3 separate regions of the Homo sapiens genome follow, and regions 2 and 3 are each linked to region 1. A link is a loop called in an ENCODE intact Hi-C map of the cell type or tissue named here. Cell type or tissue: PC-9. All regions are shown on one strand.

Region 1 (5,000 bases):
CAGGCCACTAAAATGAATTTGTGTCAACCATTCTCTTTAAGTCTGAGGGTTTCAGAGTTCCAGGAGAGACTTACAGTCTCAGTGTGGATAGCAGGGAGCATGGTCCCATGTCTGACAGTCCCATCTAACTATAGCCAATTGGGAAGAGCATATTTCACAATGTAAATTGGGGTATAATCAAAACAGCAAAATGATCAGTAAAAATAGCACCTTCTTGATGCCCTTAGTGACAACTAATGTCTCCTCTCTTATAAATGCAGAGCTCCTTATTTGTTGTAGCTCTTCATCTGCCTAACACACTCTAACTGAACTGATGATGTTTATGTACCTTTCCATTTCCTCCAGTAGCTTATAAGCTTTGGAAGGCAGTGGCTGAAGCAGCTTCATAATCTGGGGAGCAGTGTCCTAAAGATCTCCCAATGTGGCTATTTCAAAATTTGTTTAGAATATTCTGAGGCATGAACTTATGGAAAAGCAAATGCCCTTTTCTCTATTCCACTATAGACAAAGAAATTTTTAATAGTTTTTACCTTTCTAATTTGAAAAACACAAGATGACTATAGGAAGACATAAATACTCAGTTGCTTTCCTATCTTTTCTAAATCTGCCAAATGCCCACAACATCTCTCACTTTAGTAGAAAATCTATTAAGTTAAAATTTCAAAGGATATACAGTTGTCCCTTGGTATCCACAGGGGATTGGTCCTAAGACTCCTGAGGATACAAAAATCTGTGGATGTTCAAGTCCCTTACATAAAATGGTGTAGTACAGAAAGTCCCCAACTTTTGATTGTTCAACTTGCAATTTTTTGACTTTAGGATGGTGATACACGCATTCAATATGCTCTTTATGACAGGACTACATCTGGATAAACCCATCGTAAACAGAAAATATCGAAAGGTAAATCCATCATAAGACAAGGAGCATCATGTTTGCATATAACCTATGCACATCCTTCCCTATACTTGAAGTCATTTCTAGACTACTTGTAATACCTAATGTAAATGACATGTAAATAGTTGTTATACTACATTTTAAATTTTTTTGTATTATTCTTATTGTTATTTTTGTATTTCTGAATACCTTTGATCTGTGGTTGATCGAATACATAGATGTGGAACCTGAGATATGGAGACTGACTGTAATACTGGTCCAATTTTCTTTAGAGCTGATTTTAGCTAAGTCTCTTCGATAGTTCATCTAACTTCCTAGCTGGTATAACTTTTGAATCAGGCTAAAAATAAAACACAATCCACTGGAAAATAACTCTTCTAATAACTGGCTAAGAAGAAATTGCTCTCAGACTCTTCCAACTTGTATCTGGGAAGATTTTTTTTTTTTTTTTTTAATGGAGTTTTGCTCTTGCTGCCCAGGCTGGAGTGCAATGGCGCGATCTCGGCTCACTGCAATCTCCGCCTCCTGGGTTCAAACAATTCTCCTGCCTCAGCTTCCTGAGTAGCTGGGATTACAGGCGCCCACCACCATGCCCGGCTAATTTTTTGTATCTTCAGTAGGGACAGGGTTTCACTATTTGGCCAGGCTGGTCTTGAACTCCTGGCCTCAAGTGATCCGCCTGCCTCGGCCTTCCTAAGTGCTGGGATTAGAAGTGTGAGCCACCATTCTGGGAAGACAATTCTAAAAAGCCATAATTATAGAAAATATGTTACTAAATCAGTTAGTTCTTTTATGAACATAAAATACACTGCAATGGATTATAATCCACAGTAAGACCAAGAATAAGGCTTGTTAAAATACTGTGAAAAGGAGTATCCATAGAATGGAATATTATTCAGTCATAAAGTGCATGAAATACTGATACATGCTAGAACATGGATGAACCTTGAAAACATTATGTTAAGTGAAAGAAGCCAGACACAAAAGGCCACATATTATATAATTCCACTTATATGAAATATCCAGAATAGGCAAATCTACAGAAAGTAGATTAGTGGTTGCTAGAAGAAGGGAAAATGAAGAGTGATTGCTAATAATTACAGGTTTCTTTTGGGTATGATAAAAATGTTCTGTAATCAGATAGTGGTAATGGTTGCACAATTTTGTGAACATCCTAAAGCCACTGAATTGTACATTTTGAAAGGGTAAATTTTATGTGAATTTTATCTCAATAAAAAATAAATTTTAAAAAGAAAGGGAGGAGGCTTAATGAGAGGTTTGGCATGAAAATAAATTGTTTTAAGGGCCCAAGAAAGGCATGGAATTTAGTATTTATCCCTTGGTAAAAACAAAGAGTAGATGAAACAAGCATAGAAAAGAATACCCAATAATTATATTCTTGAAAGCCTAAACATAAAAAAAAGGTTTTAATTACATTGCTCATACCAAGAGATAAATAATTTTTGCCTTTTTGAAAAGTACATGGGGACTTGCTCATTTTTCCCCCCAAATACTAAAAAAAAAAAAAAATGCCTGTAGCTTTTCTTAAGCTCTTCTTTTAGTCTATGAATTGTGCCAAGTCTCAGCTGCAAATCAAGCCATTTTATTATGGTGCAGCACTTAAACTCACTTGAGCTTTGTAAGAATTTTTTATTTATTTGGAATGAAAGAATATGGTTTTCAGACCATGCCAGGAAATCATATCCTAACCATCTATACTTGCTCCAATGAAACTCAGACTTCCCTGGATTTTCTTTTCCTCATTCTCTGAATTTTAATCTGTGTGCTTTTAGTCTTCGAGTTAACTGAGAAGCCTTTTCGTTCTGTGAACTAAGCACATTCCTTCAAAACCACAGGCATCCACTTCTCATTGGACTTATGACAATCACAACATTGGCACACAGGTAAAAAATAACTTGATTTGCTTTTCCCATCACACCTCTGGTTACCTCAGGGGACCCCACTTCAATGGAAAAAGAGTAAGGATAATTTCTGTCAAAGTATTCCTCAGTATTCTATAATGATTTCACCTTTCCTCTGCACACTTCCACAGCTGTAGCCATTGAATCATGTTAGATTTCTGCCTTCCAGAAGAAGGCAGAGTTTCAAGGAAAAGCAATTCTAGTAGACACCAGACCAGAGGAACTTCCCTTCTTCAGAATAACTCCCTCAGGAGATTCCTTTCTGCAGCCTAATGAGCTTATGGATTAAACTATTTTAGAGGATGGAACAGCCTAAGAGCATTCTAAATTCTGAGACTAGAACTTTATCCTTTGTTCAACACACAATATGGGTCACTCTAAGTACCTACTATTAACAAAACTGAATCTGTACCATGTAAAAAAGCCAGAAAAGATTTCAAAATGTGCTTTGTTATCAATATAATGCCATGCATAAGTGGGTAGTTTATAGCTTAGTGTAACAGAGCAGAGTAAAAAAAATTTTAAAAGTTAAAAGGCCTCATATGGTTGGTGAGATAAGGCACAAATCTTTTTTGTGTTATTTCCCTTTTTGGCTGCTGGGCAGACTCTTCTGCAACAGAGGATATGATAACTGCAAGAGAAGAAAATGAAAAGTGTAGTCTTTGCAACTAAAAAATGTCAACTTAGGCTCAAGCACAATAAAAAAACACAGTCTCTCACTCTGGTGGTCATATAATTGGTAATATTTCTAATGATAACAAACATAATTTACATTATAATTATAAAAAGTTCATCTTATTCAAAAGTTGCTTGGGTTTAGAATGGCAACAACTCAAGTAAAAGCCCAGTTTTAGAGCACATTAACATAGATATTTGTATTATTGATACTGCCTTTTAACCCACTAAGGATATGAAATTACTTTTTCTATATTCGCCCATTATGGTATGTCAAAACTTTTGGACTCATGGCTGTTGTGCATACTTAAGTTATAGATGGAGTTCCTGGGTAGAGAGGAGCTGTAAAAATCTAGAACAAAGAGCCATTACTACTCTGTGATCAAATCATTAAATACACATTTTAGTGCCATATAGTATTTTTTCTCATCTTTATATAATTTTTTGAAAGCTGAAAAATAATGGGCTTATTCTGCTTTTATAATTCAAACATTACTTTCAAAATGTATAAAGCTTACTGAACTAACCACGTTAATGGTGGAGTTAGGTTCATTTGTTCTAAGAAAAGTATTTGAGTTTGAATATAACAGTCATGATGGTTTTAAAAGTGAACATATTTAAGTTAGAGGCAATGTAGTATCATAACATTTCCACCAAAATATTTTCTACTGTTGGTGGAAGAAAGATGTGAGAGTAATCTATGATTATGGAAACTCTGGAAAAGAAGATACTTAATCAAATTCATATAAGTACAGAGAAGACTGAGTAAGTTATAGCAGGAGGACTTTAATATAGCAGCTGACAGAACTTCCTGATCATAAGGGATGTGAAAAACTTCAAAGAAATACTGTTTCCATTTGAGATGAAAAACAACACAAACAATTCTCCATTTAGAAGTAATATTACCTAGAAAAGGAGAAACGGCTTAATGTCTTAAGATTCCCATGTTTTTTTCACTAACATGGAGAAAAAAATGACAGAAAAAGGAAACTCTAGAGCGCTCTATATATAAAACCCTCAGCCTGTTTACCTGAGTCCTTTGGGGACTGAGTAGTTTTGAACAGCTGAGTTTTCTGGTAAACTATGTGTTTATCATTCTAAGAATTAAGTTTGGATAAAAATATCTACTAAAAATATATTTAAATTCCCTGATCTTTTTTCTTTCCTTTAATATTTTTTCCTAAATGTTATGAAAGTTATTCAAACTTACTATAGAAATTAAAAAAGAAAAGAAACAGCCATAATTCCGCCACCCAGAAACAACCAGTTGGCATTTTTTTCCCAGTTTCTTTAACAGAGTATACAGGACATAATTCAAGGCTGTAAAATAATGAGATCCTCAGTCTACAAAACTATTTCAATAATGGTAAACATTTATTGAGTTCTTTGTAAAGCCTGGTACTATGTTAAACATTCTATATACATGGTCTCATATAGTCCTTACGAGTCAATGTGGTAGGTAATCCTATATTCCTATTTTAGAGATGAACAAAAAAAAAGGCTTTGAG
Region 2 (5,000 bases), 150 kb before region 1:
ATTTACAATCCCCATTTAAGTATAAGCAAACTGTCTTATTTCAGAAAATCAGATTTTTAAAACTTTTTTGATTTACTAGGCCAATTCACCATCCTCTTAATGTTAAAACAAATGTACATACTGAAGACAATTAGCTTAAAATTTGCTAAATGAAACAGCTTTGCAACTTGCTTCTTGTGACTCAGTCCAATTAGACCCACTAGTGTTAAAAATGGAAACTGAAACAGATTTGGATGAGGTTGATAAATTCCCAGATAGGGCCTGCCAAGTAAATCTGACCCACTGTCAGTAGACAACAAATGCTATGCCAATTTTTAATCCTGTACCAGATGGCAAGGAGTCTTGCCGAAGACTTATATTAAACTTTTAAAATTTTCCTCAACTGGAATTAGAATACAAGTATGCAAAAGGTGGTTTACTTTCTCGTTGTATGTTGGGGATAAATACTGTTTGCATTTAAATCAAATTAAACATTCTATTAGTGTGATCTTATTTAGATTTCAAGACCTAGGAAATGACATATATCTTACTCATATCTTACATTTCTTTTAGTAGTACCTTTTGTTTTGCCAACGGTACTTAGCTCTGCTAACCAACACCAGAGATGAGTCTTAACCACAAGAACAAAGACAGGGGTGGTATGCACACTTACTAATTCTCCCAGGCCCAGATGCACACTTTCTCCAGGTAGTCCCTCTGCTGTCACCTAAAACCACAATGCAATGGGAGCTGAGCACAGTGGAAGCCCATTGCAGTGGGAGCCCATTGCAGGAGAAACCCCAGGGAGCTCATCACAGAAGGGAGGCCACATCACAGAGGGAGCCCATGACAGTAGAAGCCCCATCGCAGTGGATGCTCAGCTCACCACCCACATCTAAACTAGCAACCCGACCTGATCATGTTTGTAATACTAAGATTAGGTTTTTTGTTTGTTTGTTTGTTTTTGAGACGGAGTTTCGCTCTTGTCACCCAGGCTGGAGTGCAATGGTGCGATCTCAGCTCCCTGCAGCCTCTGCCTTCCGGTTCAGGCAATTCTCCTCCTTTAGCCTCCCAAGTAGCTGGGATTATAGGCGTGTGCCACCACACCTGGCTAACTTTTGTATTTTTAGTAGAGATGGGGTTTCACCATATTGGCCAGGCTGATCTAAACTCTTGACCTCAGGCCATCCACCCGCCTCAGGCTCCCAAAGTGCTGGGATTATAGGCGTGAGCCACCGCGCCTGGCGACAATATTAAGATTAGTAGCCATCCAGTACATTGATCTCCTCTGCTTAACGTTATCAGTCTATTTGCATAATGTGGAGTCGGCTTTTGAACTTCGATATGTTGACAATCAGAAATAAAGTAATAGCTCTTCACATGGTTGAAGAGATACATAGCTTAGGTTTTACTGTATTTCTAGAAACCCTAATCAATCTTCCTCCCACGTTGTCATTCTTTCTACCACCCTAATTAATAATTCTTTGTCCCAAGGCAGCTTTTAAAACACTATTATTGGTTATAATGATTCTTCCATTCTGCCCAAATCCTAAACGGCACCATCTCCTGCTATTTTTAATGCATCAGAATAGAAGATACAAAGAGGTAAAAGTCAAGCTGCCAATGTGCACAGCTGACACATCTATTAGCAAAGCATTCAGAGTTTAAACCCCAAAGCTATTAAAAAAAAAAAAAGACTCATGCCATATAATAAAGGTGACTCTTCACACAGCAGAAATGTGTTAGATGAGAAAGTTCATCCTTCTTTGAAACCACAAAGAATTTATAGTTGAAAGTTTCCGGTCAGATTTTCACTTAAGCAGCTCATCAAACATAGCTGCAGTCTATGACACAGAAATAATAACTGATATATAAATAGGGGATTTTTTTAGGATCCTCTAATAAAAGATGATACAAGACCAGAGAAGTTATTTCAGTGTATGGTTCCGGTCTCTACCATTCACTTGCCAATTCAAAAAATTTCAGCATTCTCTGGAATTCTGAATGAATGGCAGGGATTGTATTTTTAACTACCAGGCTCTAATCCTCGACTTCCCTCACAGACTTGCCAAGAAGTTTCCACTTGTTTAAGTTAGCAGCAGTAGGCACAGCAGCCATGTGAAAGGTCTCCTAGTGCCTCTGCCCTGGCCAGCTGTGGTGATCCATCTCCCTCACGTCCTTCCCACTGAGCACCACCGACTTTTCTGCAGACTCATTCTGTCTGAACCTACTCAGTCAGGCAGAAGCTGAGTCAAGCAAAGCTGCTGTCAGCCCCAAAGAGCAGATGAGCCAAATCAGGACTGTAATACCCGTGGTTCCTGCAGGGATTCATTTACCAGAGTTTTGTCCCTGGGGTGGGAAAAAAAAGTGGCACTGTGAAGTGCCACTTCCCAGAGAAAACCACTTTGGAAGGCTGGTGACTCATCAAGACAGCCCCAGGTGTGACTCAGGAGCCTCACTTCAGAAGGTGAACAGTTCAGTCACTGTGTTAGAGACACCCCGTCATATGCTGCACGCACCCCAACAGCACCCGGCCCTGGCAAGCCTCACTTTGCCTCTGCAAACTGAGCAAAATTCTTGCTTAACCTCATTTTTCCTATTTTGTGAAAACATAAGAAGGAAAAAAAAAAAAGGACTGGGAGTTTCTGTTGCTTGTTTGATTTGGGCCAAGAGCCATATTAAAGAACTTTGGCTGCGTTGCAAACAATTTTATTATTAGTACCAGCATTTTTTTTTCTCCTCTCATGCCAGGATCAATAATGCTATTAAAAAATGTATAGTCCAGACACAGTGGCTCACGCCTGTAATCCTAGCACTTTGGGAGGCTGAGGCAGGAGGATTGCTTGAGCATAGGAGTTCAAGGCCAGCCTGGGCAACATAGGGAGATCTTATCTCTAAAAAAAAAAAAATCAAAATATGAGTCGGGCGTGGTGGTATATGCCTGTGGTCCCAGCTTCTTGGGAGGCTGAAGCGGAAGATTACTTCAGCCTGGGAGGTCGAGGCTGCAGTGAGCCGTGATCATACCACTGCACCCCAGTGTGGGCGGCAGAGCAAAACTCTGTCTCAAAAATAATAATAAAATAAAATAAATAAAAGATGTATAAATCACCTTAAGTTTATTGTGTTGGAACTCCACAACAATGTGAGAGTCTATTTCACGATATTATTTCCAGATGTCAAGTATAAAATATGTACTTGGTAGAGTCTTTATTTCACTTTTCTCCTTTCTCACAAACAAAAACATGGGATGAGAATCAGAAGTAGAGAAAAGATGAGACGCTTTATGAATGGTGAATTATTATTACTCTTATTTTTTTCTGAGATGGAGTTTCACTCTTTCAACCAGGCTGGAGTGAAGTGGCACAATCTTGGTTCACTGCAACCTCCGCCCCTCAGGTTCAAGCGATTCTCCTGCCTCAACCTCCTGAGTAGCTAGGATTATAGGCGTGTGCCACCACACCTGACGAATTTTTGTATTTTTAGTAGAGGCAGGGTTTCACCATGTTGGCCAGGCTGGTCCTGAACTCTTGACCTCATGTTATCCACCCGCTTCGGCCTCCCAAAGTGCTAGGATGACAGGCATGAGCCACCACGCCCAGCCACATGAATAGTGAATTCTAGAATAATTAATAGGAAGTGGAATGTATTCATCCATTTTTTCATTAGACAAGTATTTACAGTGGGGTACATCTTCCATAGGGATTCAGTTCCAAACTCAGTTTTCTTTTGTTTGAAAGAGATGCTGCCCAGGCTGGACTCCAACAGTTGGGCTTAAGTGATCCTCCTGCCTCAGCCTCCCGAGGCTGGGTCTACACATGCGTGCCACCTTGCTCTGCTCCCCAAAATCAGTTTTGGCAAATGTGGAGTGTGGTAAAAATTACCACTGAAAAACTTTTGAATATACAGTCCACTAGGCTTTGTGTACATTATATTATCTTTCAGTAAGCCCAATGCAGCCAGTTTCTTCCAGGGTTAGAATATGGTGCTATTTCTACACCCAAGATCCAGATGAAGTGATGCTGTACCCAAATATGTATGTCGGGATTTGCTAGGCACTCAGTGATGAATTCACGACACTTCAACATGCATACGGTGATGAGTGCCTGTAATACCTAGGCCCTCAAGGAGCTGGCAGTCAAATGAGCAGGGAGAAGGTGGCAGTGAAACAACGAGCAGTATGGTGGTAAACAGCACAGACTCTATTGTTTTTGTTATTATAAATGGTCCAGAGCCTGACACTCTGTCTCAACAGCTGTATGTTAGAAATGTTTCCCATATCAACTGCATCTAACATCTAGGAATCAGCTTCAATCTCACAATAAGTCTTAAAAAGAAGTTAGTATTTTAGAGTAGCCACTAAGCTACTCTAAATGCTAAAATACTTTGACAATTGTTTTTCCATGCTCTCTGTGCCTAACACGTTTTTAACATGTTGTTTTTTCCAGTTGTTCTTAAATGGGACACTGACCCAGTGCTTGGCTGCTCCGAAGCCACTCCAAATGTGAAATATGTCGAAGCTAAAGCTGCACTGCCCTCCTTTCTCTTCTTTCTAATGGGGCCAAGTGAATTAAATGTCACTCATCCCAAAAAAGAAGGCAAATCCTCTTTAAAACCAAAAATTCTTTTGGGTTAGGCTAGCTTCTCCTCTATTCATGTGAAGAGATTTAATTCCTTTTTGTTGGTTTTGTTTTTTTCAATTCTGGGAAGAGGATGAGCCACCCTGGCTCTGGCCATCAGAGCCACTTTCTTTTTGCACATGTTTGAAAGGCATGACACAACTTGAACTGGAAAAAGGGCTGGCATGAACCCCGGCATCTCAAGAGAGACTAGAGGTGCTTTTCAGAGTGAGGTTCCCATTTTGCAAGAAATTATTTGGAGGATCAAAGACAAAAACTGAGGCATCGAAAGGGACCAACTTAGGCTTCAGAGGAAGGGGAGAGTGCTACTGGGGACCTTGAAAATAATTATCAGGAAACACAGCTTATGGTTCACATTTCAAACCCAGCCTACAATGTTTCTTT
Region 3 (5,000 bases), 200 kb before region 1:
TCGATCTCAGCTCACTGCAACCTCCACCTCCCAGGTCCAAGAGATTCTCCTGCCTCAGCCTCCTGAGTAGCTGAGACTACCGGCACCCGCCATTATGTCTGGCTAATTTTTGTATTTTTACTAGAGACAGGGTTTCACCATGTCGGCCAGGCTGGTCTCGAACTCCTGACCTCAAGTGATCTGCCCGCCTTGGCTTCCCGAAGTGCTGGGATTACACGCGTCAGCCACCACGCTTAGTCAAAAATTAAAATTTTTTTCTACTTAAAAAAACTCAACAAATCAAATTTTAATTTCCTTAAAAAAATGAAGAGAAAGCAAAACTTCAATAAGAATTGCTTTTTTTTTCTAGAGTTGCCATTTCTTTGGTGAACCTGAAGTAGCCTCACAGCCTTTGGGAAATTCAGTAAAAATAAAAGAAAACTCTATCACAGACAAAAGACTTCCTTTCACAGAAATGCACTCTTTATGTCTTCCATGTTAGATTCCTGGTACCCCTCCACTTGAAGTGTCTGCCGCATTCCAAGATAATTCATCAATTATCAGATACAAGTAGCTCAGCTCTGTTGCTACACCAGCCAATGCTAGATTGGAGGGACTGCATTTAAGGAAATTCTCCTGCTTCAGAAGATTCCTTATCAGCAGAGATACCAAACCTTACTGGCTCTTTTGATCCTAATTCTGTAGCCAGTAACCTGAGGGGTCACTGGAAAGAAAAAGGAGTATCTGATGCTCACTTTCACAGAACTCTGCTCAGGTGCATCTGGTCTCAGTTCCAGTAATGAAAGTCAAAGATGGTAGCCACTGGGCCCCTGTGAAGCAGGGAATGGTTTTAATTTACTCTTCTGGTCTTTAACTTGGATTAAAGTTAATTATTTTTCCTTTTCTGCAAAAATACAAGTTATCTGAAGGCAGTCACATCCCATTTACCTGTCTGTTATTTTCTACTAAATAAATATTGATTGAATGAATGAAGAGATAAAGGAATGAAGGAAGGAAAAAAAATATGAGCTTCCATACTGAAATAATGAAGGCTCACTTTAGATTTGTAATCAAAGTTTCCTCAGATCCATTTTGTTAATGTTCTCGCATGATTTCAATGCCAATGAGTTAATAGGTGACCCTTTGGCATTGTGGTATACATCAAATCATGCAACAAGGACCAAGGAGTTGTTTTTTTCATGGCACAACATCATCAAACTATATGCCTAGTGGAACAACGGCATAGCAGAAGGAACAGGAAGAAAAATGAAACAATATTTATATAGCATATTCTCCACAGGGATCTTTCAGATTCGTCGTATCATTCAAGAATGATAAAACTATAGACAGCGTGATAATTTATTAGTAATTAGGGGATAAATTCATCTACTTATTAAATTTTGCCAACCTCCCTTTCTACTACAGAAAGAGAGCATAGCCTGGGGCCTTGCTCCCAGACAGGCTCAGTTGGTAGAAGGGCAGGTAGGTCTAGGCCTACCTGCAGGGCCTGGGCCCCAAGAAGACAGGCTGTACAATTAAGGCCGCCTACAAGCAAGAGGAGAGCCAGTGTAATTACAAACTGTCCACTGAGCAAGGGATATTCAGGCAGTTGTTGACTACCCAGGACATAGGGGTAGGACAGAGAGAACAAACAGAAGTGTACAGATAATCTTTAAATTTCACCAGAACCACCACTTCCCCCATCTCTCCAAATTCCTACCAGATGCTGGAAGGCAACTAAACAAGTGAGCCAAAGATCACTTTTAATTCCAGTCCATTTCCCTGCTGCTGCCATGGCTTAGGTTCAAAAAGTGAAGCAGAAAATCACCAAAAGAGTTCAAAAAATCCACCAAGATGAAACACAGAGCCCACACCTGAATACTGAATAATCAGGTGTCCTGGCAAATGCCCCAGAAAACTATTATAGAACACTCCAATGCCATTTATTATATGGTCTTAAATCATATCTTTGACAATCAGGAGCATGCTGCTTCTGCATGGGGAAAAAATCTGCCATGATTAAAAAGTCTATTTAGACCTTTTCCTGTACTCCCTAACAAAAATAAAAAGGCATCAGAACACCAGAACCAACCACTCCACCATTCCATCTCCTCCTAACTACACACACACACACACACACACACACACACACACACACACACACAGAGTCAAGGCTGAACTACATGAGTCCCTGTGAGCAAATCTGGACAATCTTTTCTCCTGCTTCATATACAATGCAACAATGCAATTGCTCACTATGATGCAGCACAACGCCCCACGTTCCACAGCCTCCAAGGATCAGCATTTAAGGAACTTGGTTGGCATTTCTGTAATATGAACCATCAGTACTACATCCTGGTTCAAAGGCACCTACAGCTGGAATAAAGGAAACAATTTGGGGCACTTTTCCCACCCCTTTTCAGAAATACTTTCTGTGGGAAAGAAGGAGGAGAAGCAAGAGAAAGAGAAACACACCCGCAAAAACAGAGAAGCAAGTCATTCTTTGCAGAATGGTCACAACTTTGTGTAAAGAAAAAACTCACTAAAGCTCATTTAAGTATAAAACTGAGAATGTATAAAATGCTGTTGGGATACTGTTTAATTTACCTTACATTATAAAACAGAAAAATTATTCCAAATAAAATTATTATTCAAAGACAGAAAACAATTAACAATACAATTACTTCCCATCAAGAAACATGACACTATATATCTAAAATCAGTATAAACAACCGTTAGCCTGAAATAACCGTGAAAGTTCAAACATAAATCCTCAGGGTAAAAGACACAACTGTAGTTACCTAATTATTAAGTTGTATTCCTCAAATTTGGAGGAAAGTTCAGCTGAGCAACAAAGCACAATTTATATTCATTTTCCTTATTTTCAAAGACTATATCTGAGAAATGATTTTAATTTACCATGCATTTTAAACCTCACACAATATAGATTTCTTATATCCTGGAATGTATTTGATGAGAAATACATTATTCATTCATGGAAGTCAATGTGTATTTTTGAAAGTATCAAATGTAGCTTTAAAAAAACAGCATTTACCCTAACATGCTCGGTCCTTTCCTCCAAGAAAGTTCTCTGGAATGTTAAAACTACTTATTTCTCTAATTTCTCTAAAGTAGCAAAAGGAAGTTATTCATGTATCTTGCTTCATGTGAGTCACAAAACAAAGTCTGAAAAGTTAAAACAATAAACTGAAGCTTTTCTCCCCAAAAATGTAGCCAGAAAAAAAGCATGAGACCTGAAAACATGGGTTATATTAGTTTAGCAACACAGAAGAAAGAATTCTGCTCTTCCATAGACCAAGCCACTGAAACAGGGAGAGCACTGTGGGTTCTTTTAGGAATTCTCTTGTATTCGTTTTTGAAGTACAGCACTGAGCCTGACCCACAGAGGGCACACGGCAACACACTCCTGACTGACGGAATGAAAACTGAATGAATGGAGTATGGTACAAAAGTGCCTGATTGATGCCCAGGCAGTTTTGCAGAGCACTCTGTTGGAGTCCATATACAAACCACTTTCCCTTCTCATTCTCCCTTCAGCTTCCCTCTTTTTCATGCTCTGTGGTGGACCAAGATCCTTTGTCATTTCTTCTGAGGAACATCCACTCCACTATCTGCTTGAATCTCGGGGGGTTCTCTGTGACTACTTTGACCAAGAGAGTGTGGCAAAAGCGACTCCACGACCGTTTCCAGAGCTAGGCCCCAAGAAATTGGCAACTTCTACTTCCTGTCTCTTAGAATGCTTTTTCTTGAAAACCCAGCTGCTATGGAATGAGTACCACTACTCTGAGATCGCCACACCATAGATCCCAGGCTTTTGTTCCAGCTTAGCCCAGTCTTCCAGCAATCCTCACCATCATGCCACCCACTTAGGTAAAGCCATTGTGAACTATCCAGACCAACCCACCTACCAGTTGAATACCACTAAATGACCTCAGTCAATGCCATGTAGAGCAGAAGAATATCCCAGGTGAGCCCCTTCTAAATTCTGACCCACAAAATTGTGCGATATAATGAAATGGCTATTTAAGCAACTACATTTTGGGATAATTTGTTACACAACAACAGACTCTTGTCTCTCTACTTTCTCCTTTCTCTCCTTCTAAAGACTAGCAGTGGAAGCCAAAGGCAGCCATGCTAATACAGCTCGTCCTTGTACCCTTAAGCTTCGTTCTGAAAAGGCAGGCAGAACACTGAGAGAAGAAACTGGATTTTAATCAAGAGGCTTGGAGTAGGGCTTTGAGCCCTATTGTCTCTTCTTCTCTAGAAGAATTACCCTGAAGGTAAGCAGCTACCTACCCATCAGCTTTGGCACCAAGGCCAGGGAGCCTCCACCAGACACCATGGAAAGCCATACCTGCCTCATGAGCTCCTCTTGGCGCATTCGAATCCTTTCTCTCTCCATCTGGATTCTCTGAAGCCGCAGTTTCTGCTGCTGCTGCTGCTGAGTGGTCAGCGCATTGGGCATACTCATGAGCCCTGCGGGTGGGTTCTGAGTGGGGTGGTTCTGCTGGCTCAGGGTACTGGGGGCCATCTGCTGCTGGTGTTGGTGATTCATCACTGCAAGAGGGAAGAACATACAGATTAATGACCAGGGCCCACAATACCTTATCAAAAATAGACCATCAGAATGTTTTCTGCTTTGGAGTATAGATTCCTGAGATTCCTTCCAAAGTACTTTCCTGTTAACCATTACTGTTTAAGTAATTATTACCTTAATTCAATTCACGGAGGCTCGAATACTGGCCCCAATCCTGACTCATCTAGCCTCGGCTTTTGTTTCTGTTAAAATCTCATTTCACACCTCCCTGTCTAGAGTACATTTTAAGCCTTACATAGAACATAGTGGTCTAAAGCAAATTCCACAAAGGTTATCACAAGTTATGAGATAATTTCACCAGATCATTTGTGTGTGTGTGTGTGTGTGCATGTGTATACTTTCTCAGTTAATTTGTGTGTTTATGGCAGAGGTAAGGAGGGCATGTGATCTTTGGTACACAAAC

What was found. A loop is a pair of places that touch in the nucleus more often than their neighbours do. Peaks named below come from ENCODE experiments on the same cell type or tissue, not always from the same donor. Only the 100,000 strongest peaks of a DNase experiment are listed, where the experiment ranks them.
Region 2: a loop joins it to region 1, with 7 times the contacts of the local background. A loop is called at or near these places in 1 of 110 quality-filtered maps.
Region 3: it touches region 1 in a loop (6-fold over the local background); 1 of 110 quality-filtered maps calls a loop at or near these places.

What each region holds. Positions count from the first base shown.
Region 1 is chr3:149,733,627-149,738,626 of GRCh38, forward strand. It overlaps COMMD2 (COMM domain containing 2), which reads right to left. Exons shown (of 5, transcript NM_016094.4): 5 at 4,846-5,000. Among named protein-coding and RNA genes, the nearest start is that of COMMD2, 16 kb to the right of the region's middle. In PC-9, no CTCF peak of the experiment used is centred here; a DNase peak (open chromatin) is centred at 2,735; H3K27ac peaks cover 3,094 bases.
Region 2 is chr3:149,579,686-149,584,685 of GRCh38, forward strand. All of the region lies in intron 2 of WWTR1 (WW domain containing transcription regulator 1), which reads right to left. Among named protein-coding and RNA genes, the nearest start is that of WWTR1-IT1, 70 kb to the right of the region's middle. In PC-9, no CTCF peak of the experiment used is centred here; DNase peaks (open chromatin) are centred at 586, 1,736 and 2,346; H3K4me3 peaks cover 2,679 bases; H3K27ac peaks cover 5,000 bases.
Region 3 is chr3:149,537,981-149,542,980 of GRCh38, forward strand. WWTR1 (WW domain containing transcription regulator 1) reads right to left here. Exons shown (of 7, transcript NM_015472.6): 4 at 4,355-4,557. Among named protein-coding and RNA genes, the nearest start is that of TM4SF4, 66 kb to the left of the region's middle. In PC-9, no CTCF peak of the experiment used is centred here; a DNase peak (open chromatin) is centred at 2,311; H3K27ac peaks cover 1,990 bases.